3 separate regions of the Homo sapiens genome follow, and regions 2 and 3 are each linked to region 1. Evidence: read pairs that join two places in POLR2A ChIA-PET (ENCODE). Cell type or tissue: OCI-LY7. All regions are shown on one strand.

Region 1 (2,500 bases):
ACCTGCTGCCCTGGGCCCCTGGAGGGAGGCAGAGAGGATAAGGACAGGACAGTCCCACATGGCCTGTTCCCTGAGAACAAGGTCCTCCACCTGGCCACCCTGGTCCCTCCTGGCCATACAGGCCCCATCAAGGGCCAGAGAGAGAACTGCTGTGAGGCACTCCTCCTAGTAACAGACCACAGGGAAGGCCACGCCCAGGATGCGCCTGCAGGCCTTGCAGAGGCCACCACTGACCAGAGAGACTGGCAACTTTGATCAAAGAACACTTTCATTTTTAATATTCAGAGTACAGAGACACTGGAGCTCTGCCAGGAAAACACACTCATGACACTCAGACATGCCCCTAATAATCCTCTGTTTGCTTTAGGCTCTGCACATAGAGACCTACCCCTTGTCCCCAATATAAATAACAAGGCTTCAGTTGCTGCTGCCAGAGGCCAGACTCGACAGAAGCATGAAAATGAGGGGAGAGGCAACTACCCCAAATGAGGTACACAACTGCTCTAGAGGCTGATCTGGTCTTTCTTTCAAGGGCCATTAAAATGTTCAAACTCCCTGACCCGGTAACCCTGCTCTGGGGAAATTATTCCATAGAAATAGTAACAAGACAGGAGCAAGCAAAACAAAGCATTCTATATACGCACGATCCTGGCAGCATAATTCATAATAGCTACAACACCTCTGGGATCTCTTCTGGCAGAGTGCCCTAGAGTGGCCTAAAGTACCACCAGGCTATGAGGGCAAAGGACAATTTAGTACAGGGATGTTTTTGTTTGGTGGTTGATATTTTTCTTTAGAACACTCAATGGCTGGCTTTGCAGCAAATGAGACTTTTAAAGAGCCCAGTGGCTTCCCCACTCGTGGGCAGAGGAGACTGTCCTCCAGCTGTCACCCAGCAAGGCAACTGTGGCCCCAGCCTGAAGAACGGGTACAGTGTAAGGCAATAAAACCTCCCTTCCCTTCTCTTATCCAGCCCACCCCAAGCCTCCTGTCCTTCTGGCCACACAAAGAGGACAAGGTCTATTGGAGCACATGACACAAGAAGTGACCATGGGCAGGACAGGGCCACATCACAGCCTCAGGGGGTGGACAGGCCTCCAAGCAAGTCCTGGCAAATGCGTCCTCAGCGGGTTTCAGAAAAAGGAGTGGGAGCGCCTTTGTGCCCCCACCTGAAACCACAGGCCAGAAAGCATGAGATAATGCACCCTCCCCAGTAGGGGCAGCCTCCACACATGGCCTCTCAGAGGCCACCTCTCGAGACCACCCTTCCACAGAGGAAGAGGGTGTCACTGACATTTTCTCAATGTGGAAAACAGTCCAGAAAGACTATCCAAGGTGCCAGAGTTGAAGGAAGAGCCGGAGGCAGAATCCACACCCTGCTCTCTGGCCTAGGGGTGGACCCCACACCAGCTTCCTGCATCTGGCTCCTCAGGGACCAGCAACTGCAGTAGAGAAGCTACCTGACACAGTGACTGGGGCCTGGCCAGGGCTGCAGGTGGCTGTGCCAGGGCTCTGAGTGCTCAAGTGTTCCTCAAAGGAAAAACTCCTGCAGCCTACCCCACAGTGGAGTTCAGCCTACAGCATTATCCTGGAAACTCCCTCCCTCAACGGGAGCCCAGCCTCTCAGCTCTCCCCACTGCCAGGAGAAGCCTTCCTCAGCCCTAAAAATTACAATTTTAGGTCACAGGTCTTAGAGGCAGAAGGAGCTTCAGAAGTAGTACAGTCAAGCCCTTGCCTTAAAAACAAGGAGGCCGGAGAAGCCAGAGCTGGCTGGGGATGAGATCTGTATGGGAGCCCCCACCAAGACAGATCAACAGCTATGGCCACGTGTTGGCACCAAGGCCTACCCAAAGGCCCCTGAGGGATGGCTTATAAGCAGCCAACGGCTGTTCCAGGCAATGACCAGGGCTGAGTGTTAGTTAAATGAGGCCCCTGCCCTGCTGGAGCTGCCATCGCATCTGCATCATGCGGTCTGCACCCACTCTCATCCCAGACGCTGCAGAACCTAACCAAGGTGCTCTACACTGACAAGTTTGAACTTTGCACCCATCCCACCTGAAAGCCCATAGCTAGTGGGTACTTAAGGCGTTAGAAAAAACTGGTCTGCCAAAAGCAAAACAAAAAACCCCAAGACTGAAAAATAAATCATGGTACTCTCAAAGAAATATTAAGCTGCCATAATTTCATGAAAGTGTATTTACCAAAAGATAGTCATGACACGGCTCATGAAAAAATGTTACAAAACAGCATGATATGCACAGATACATGTTGATCTGTAGTTTCTAAGTTTTCTACAATAAAAAAATCTATAATTTATGTAAATATCAATTGAAAATTTTTTTTTTTTTGAGATGGAGTCTCGCTCTGTCGTCCACTGGAGTGCAGTGGAGCAATCTCGGCTCACTACAAGCTCCGCCTCCCGGGTTCACTCCATTCTCCTGCCTCAGCCTCCCAAAGTGCTGGGATTACAGGCGTGAGCCACAGCACCCGGTTGTAAATA
Region 2 (2,500 bases), 180 kb after region 1:
TGGGCAACACGGCAAAACCCTGTCTCTACTAAAAATACAAAAAAATTAGCAGAGTATGGTAGTGTACACCTGTAGTCCCAGCTACTGAGGAGGCTAAGGTTGGGGGATCACCTGAGCCCAGGAGGTTGAGGCAGCAGTAAGCTGTGATCGCGCCACTGCATTCAAGCCTGGGCAACACAGTGAGACCCTGTGTCGGAAAACAACAAAAAAATGTGGAGGGGAAAGATGGCTTCTAAAAAAGCCTCATTTCGGCCAGCCACGGTGGCTTACCCCTGTAATTACAGCACTTTGGGAAGCCAAGCCAGGCGGATCACCTGTAGTCAGGAGTTCGAGACCAGCTGGGCCAACATGGTGAAACCCCCTCTCTACTAAAAATAGAAAAATTAGCTGGGCATGGTGGCGCACACCTGTAATCCCAGCTACTCAGGAGGCTGAGGCAGGAGAATCACTTGAACCCGGGAAGCAGAGGTTGCAGTGAGCCGTGATCGTGCCACTGTGCTCCAGCCTGAGTGACAGAGCAAGACTCCATCTCAAAAAAAAAAAAAAAAGCCTCATTTGCCCAAATGTCCATCAACTAACAAAAGGATATACAAAATATCGTATACCCATACAAGAGAGTATTATTCAGCCATAAATAGGAATTAAGTGCTGACACATGCTGCAATACAGATGAAACCTCAAAAACATAATGCTAAGTGAAAGAAGCCAGACACAAAAGGCCACATATTGTATAATTTCATTTATACGAAATACCGAGAATAGATCAACCCACAGAAACAGACAGCAAATTAGTGGCTGCCAGGCCTGGGAGGAGGCAGGTATGAGAAGATTCTGCTTAACAGGCAGAGTTAGTTCCCTTTTCAGATGATGAAAATGTTTTGGACACAGACAAAAGTGGCAGTTGCACAAGATTATGAATGCACTAAATGGTACTGAATTGTAAACTTTAAAATGGTCAATATTATATTATGTGAATTTTACCTCAATTAAAACCCTATCTGGTATCCAATTACATTAAGTCAACCTGGACTGCCTTCTCTTCCTACAACTGGGAGATTTCCTAAAACTACAGGGGTTTTGGTAATAACCTGCTTTTTTGGTGGGGTCTGCCATGGCACTTTAACACTAACTAGTAACTTAGCTCCAAATAATTTCTCATCCTGTGTAGCTCTGACAATCTGTCCTTATTAAATGGTAATACTCTACCAGTAAACAACGCAAGAGTTTTGACTAGTTTATGAAATTCATAAACTATTGGTATTACACATCATCATGTGGCAGTTATAGGAGTAGGAAGGTATGGGAAACATGGAAACATTAAGTCCTAGTATATTTTACCAAAGCAGGGTTCTCTGTGAATAGCTGAAGAAAACGGAAGAGCTTTAGGAAATTTTAACCTGGCTTATAAACTGGAGCCATATATCCTTTCCTCCCTTCCCCAGTCTCCTTTCCCCTTAATATGAGAAGAGCACTGAGCTATCAAAGAGTGTCTGTTGCAAGTAACAGAATTTAGATCAGGTTTGAAGCTATGTGTTTTACTGCAGATACCACAAAAGACCAGCATCCAGACAGCTCATCCACTATTGTCCCTGTAAGAGAGGCTTGTGTCCAAACTGTGGTTCCTTTAAAAAAAAAAAAAAAAAAAAAAAAAAAAAAAATCTCAAGAAGGCCTGGCTGGCTAGGGCAGAATGAAAGAAGGCATCTTTGAAAATGTGCGTCTGGACTAGAACTAGTGATTTTGGAAATTCAATGGGCTGCTTTGAGAGGTATTGAGTTCTGTATCAACAGTGTTCAAAGGAAGTGTAACCAATTATTTGTTTAAAATATTATAAAGAATCCAATGAATGGATATGGGGCATATGACAATTCTGTGGGATATTTGCTTCAAATAAACAATTAAAAACCAGTTATGAGAAGCCTAGGCAACATAGTGAGGACCCCATCTCTACAAAAAATAGAAAAATAAAGTAGCTGGGCATACTGGCTCACACTTATAGTCTCAGCTACTCAGAAGGCTGAGGCAGGAGGATAAATTGAGCCTGGGAGGTCGACACTGCAGTGAGCTATGATTGCGCCAGGATACTCCAGCGAGGGTGACAGGGCAAGACCCTGTCTCAAAAAAATAAAAAACAATAAAAACCAGTTATGAGCCAGGGTGTGTTTTTACAAAACTTAGAGGAGAAGAGAAATCTATGAGGTTCCTACTAGCCCCCTTTTTGTGTAACAAAACATGTTGCTTTCTGATTGGTTCCCAAAAGGATAGATTAATATCAACATCATTTCTTATCTTCAAAGGAAAAAAAAAAAAAGAACAATTTGCTTATCAAAAGATATATGAGGATTCCTGTCATAAAACTAAATTATTGCCAAGGGGAAAACAGTGAGAAAAAAAAATTATTGTCTTTATTACCTGTGTTTTGAATTCCCACAATAAACAGATTAAACCCCACCAAGTCCTGCCCCAACTCCAACTCCCATCCAACTGTGGCCATATGCTCAG
Region 3 (2,500 bases), 160 kb after region 1:
TAGTTTAGGTCAACATGTTTAATAACTACTTTGTGGTTGCTCTGGTAAACCATGAATTATATGAAACAAGAGTTAACAACAAAAGCAATCTAATGGAGTTTAAAGAAAAATGTCCGGTAGTCAAGTGAAGAAAGCTAACAGACTAGGTATGACCCAGTGACTACACTTCCATAGATAAATCTTAAAGAAACATGTGCAAAAGAGACATGTGCAAAGATACTAACTTTGAAATTAATAGCAAAAATTGGAAACATAAGTATCCATCAGTAGGAAAATATGTCAATAAACTGTTACATGATGAAAAAAAAAAAGAAAAACTTTCAAATGACCATCATGCAGAAGTTGAGAAAAAAAAAGAAAAAAATTACAGCAATTAGAAATAAATGTTCATCTACATATATGAATACAGATCAAATTCAAAAATAAGAGTAAAAAATGCACACAAATACATCTATATTATCTCATTTCTTTTTCTTTTTTAATAGAGATGAGGTCTCACTATATTGCCTAGGATGGTCTTGCACTCCTGGGCTCAAGCTATCCTCCCGCCTTGGCCTCCCAAAGTGCTGGGATTATAAGCAAGAGCCACCACGCCCAGCTATATTTTACCATTTCTAAAAACTTTTAAAATGCCACACAAAACAATATGTTCTAAAATGCAGAAACATCTATTGTTATGGCCATAGTTGCCTCAAAGGTAGGAGGGGACTCCACTCTACAGTTTAACTGTAGTTTAACACAATGGTTAAGAGCAGAGACAAGATGCTGGATTGGAGCTTATTTCCACCACCTATTTGGGTGACACTATAATCTCTCTGTGCCTTAGTGTGTTCTTAACTGTAAAAAAGGAAAGATCATTACCTAATTTATGAGCTTATTGTGAGAATTAAATGAGCTAATACATCAAGTGCTTAGAAAAGTGCTTGGCATAAAGTTACACTATATATGCTATCTAAAAAGAGGGCTGAAGGCTGGGTGTGGTAGCTCATGCCTGTAATCCCAGCACTTTGGGAGGCCAAGGCGAGAGGATCACTTGAGCCCAGGAGTTTGAAGCTGCAGTGAGCTATGAATGCATCACTGAATTCCAGCCTAAGCAACAGAATGAGATTTTGCCTCAAAAAAAAAAAAAAAAAAAAAAAAAGGGGGGCTGGGCACTGTGGCTCATGCCTGTAATCCCAGCACTTTGGGAGGCCAAGGTGAGAGGATCACTTGAGCCAGGAGTTCAAGGCTGCAGTGAGCTGTGATCACTCTACTGTACTCTGGCCTGTGGAACAGTGCGAGACGTTGTCTCAAAAAAAAACAAAGCCAAACCATTTGAAAATATATACATTTTTTAAAAGAGAGAGAGAGAAAGAAAGAGCTAAAGAACACATGACATTCCAATGCATTTGTTCATGTTGGGTGGTGGAAATACAGGTGTTTGTTATATAAACTGTCCTTTTCTGCTTTTTTTAACGGACCTTTCCAATGCTTTTTTTAACTTTTTTTAACTGAATCTTCTTACAGAATTCAGATTCTTAATACTTAATTCCCTCAAATTAATTTGTGCTCAATTGATGTTACCTTTTAACCATTATACTCTCATCACCTCCCTCATGTCTTTTTCTATCTCCCCATCTAAACAGAAAAATTGCTGTCATCTATAGTTCTTATGAGTATTAAGTTCCTGAAAAGTCCAGGAATGAGCTAACTGCAAAAGAATCACAGGGGAATTTGCTGACTAACACCGGTAAACCCTCAGCCCTTCCACTAAGATTCACAGGTCTAGAGAGTAGCCCAAAAATGTGCATTTTTACTATGGATCCAGCCAGCTGGTTCTAAAGAAAGTGATCCAAGGATCACATTTTTGAAAAACAGTGCTCTAGCAAAGGGATCCTCAAAAAAGGGAGGAGAATATTTTTTTAAACACAAAGTCCTTTTTGCAATTGATAGTCCCTTTAGTAACAGGATATTCCCCACCAACAATCCCATCCCCATCCCAGGAGTAACTCAGGCAAGACAGGGTACAAAATGAGGCTATCAACTGCTGTTTCATTAAATAAAAAGAGCATCTGTGACTACTCCTGTTGGTCTTAGGTTACCTACTTCCTCTCAAAACTTTTCTCACACTCAAAAGAGGATTTTCAGAGATTTGAAGAACACTCAAAGTTTAGAGTACCAAACAAAGACAAACCAATAACAAGAGATTAGAAACGTACAGCAGACATAGTGAGCTATCAGGGAGAAAAGATATGTTTTACTTGTACTTAGGAGTTTTAAAGAATCTGAAAAACTATTAGTCCAGGTGTTTTCAATAATACTTTAATAGTTCTCAGTACCCAATTCCAATCTCTATGAATCTGAAATAAAAATAGCAATTGCATCTCTTTTCTGGTAACAACTCATCTGATCTTGGATTTCTCTGGTGGCAGTAGTATGACTTTATAACCTTCAATCAGAAAAGCCACCTCGCTTTTTAAATTTTTTATTGTGAAAGTTGAAAGAAAAATGCAAACTTACT

What was found. Peaks named below come from ENCODE experiments on the same cell type or tissue, not always from the same donor. Only the 100,000 strongest peaks of a DNase experiment are listed, where the experiment ranks them.
Region 2: POLR2A ChIA-PET joins it to region 1 with 9 read pairs; 3 of 35 experiments call an interaction of 5 or more read pairs at or near these places.
Region 3: POLR2A ChIA-PET joins it to region 1 with 6 read pairs; 2 of 35 experiments call an interaction of 5 or more read pairs at or near these places.

What each region holds. Positions count from the first base shown.
Region 1 is chr3:46,931,592-46,934,091 of GRCh38, forward strand. The region is part of intron 2 of CCDC12 (coiled-coil domain containing 12); the gene reads right to left. Among named protein-coding and RNA genes, the nearest start is that of CCDC12, 44 kb to the right of the region's middle. RefSeq lists enhancers at 1-45, 236-345, 2,174-2,500. In OCI-LY7, CTCF peaks have their summits at 1,211 and 1,414; a DNase peak (open chromatin) is centred at 1,440; H3K4me3 peaks cover 1,941 bases; H3K27ac peaks cover 2,316 bases.
Region 2 is chr3:47,109,454-47,111,953 of GRCh38, forward strand. All of the region lies in intron 5 of SETD2 (SET domain containing 2, histone lysine methyltransferase), which reads right to left. Among named protein-coding and RNA genes, the nearest start is that of SETD2, 53 kb to the right of the region's middle. In OCI-LY7, no CTCF peak of the experiment used is centred here; no DNase peak of the experiment used is centred here.
Region 3 is chr3:47,095,456-47,097,955 of GRCh38, forward strand. SETD2 (SET domain containing 2, histone lysine methyltransferase) reads right to left here. Exons shown (of 21, transcript NM_014159.7): 9 at 2,500. Among named protein-coding and RNA genes, the nearest start is that of SETD2, 67 kb to the right of the region's middle. In OCI-LY7, no CTCF peak of the experiment used is centred here; no DNase peak of the experiment used is centred here.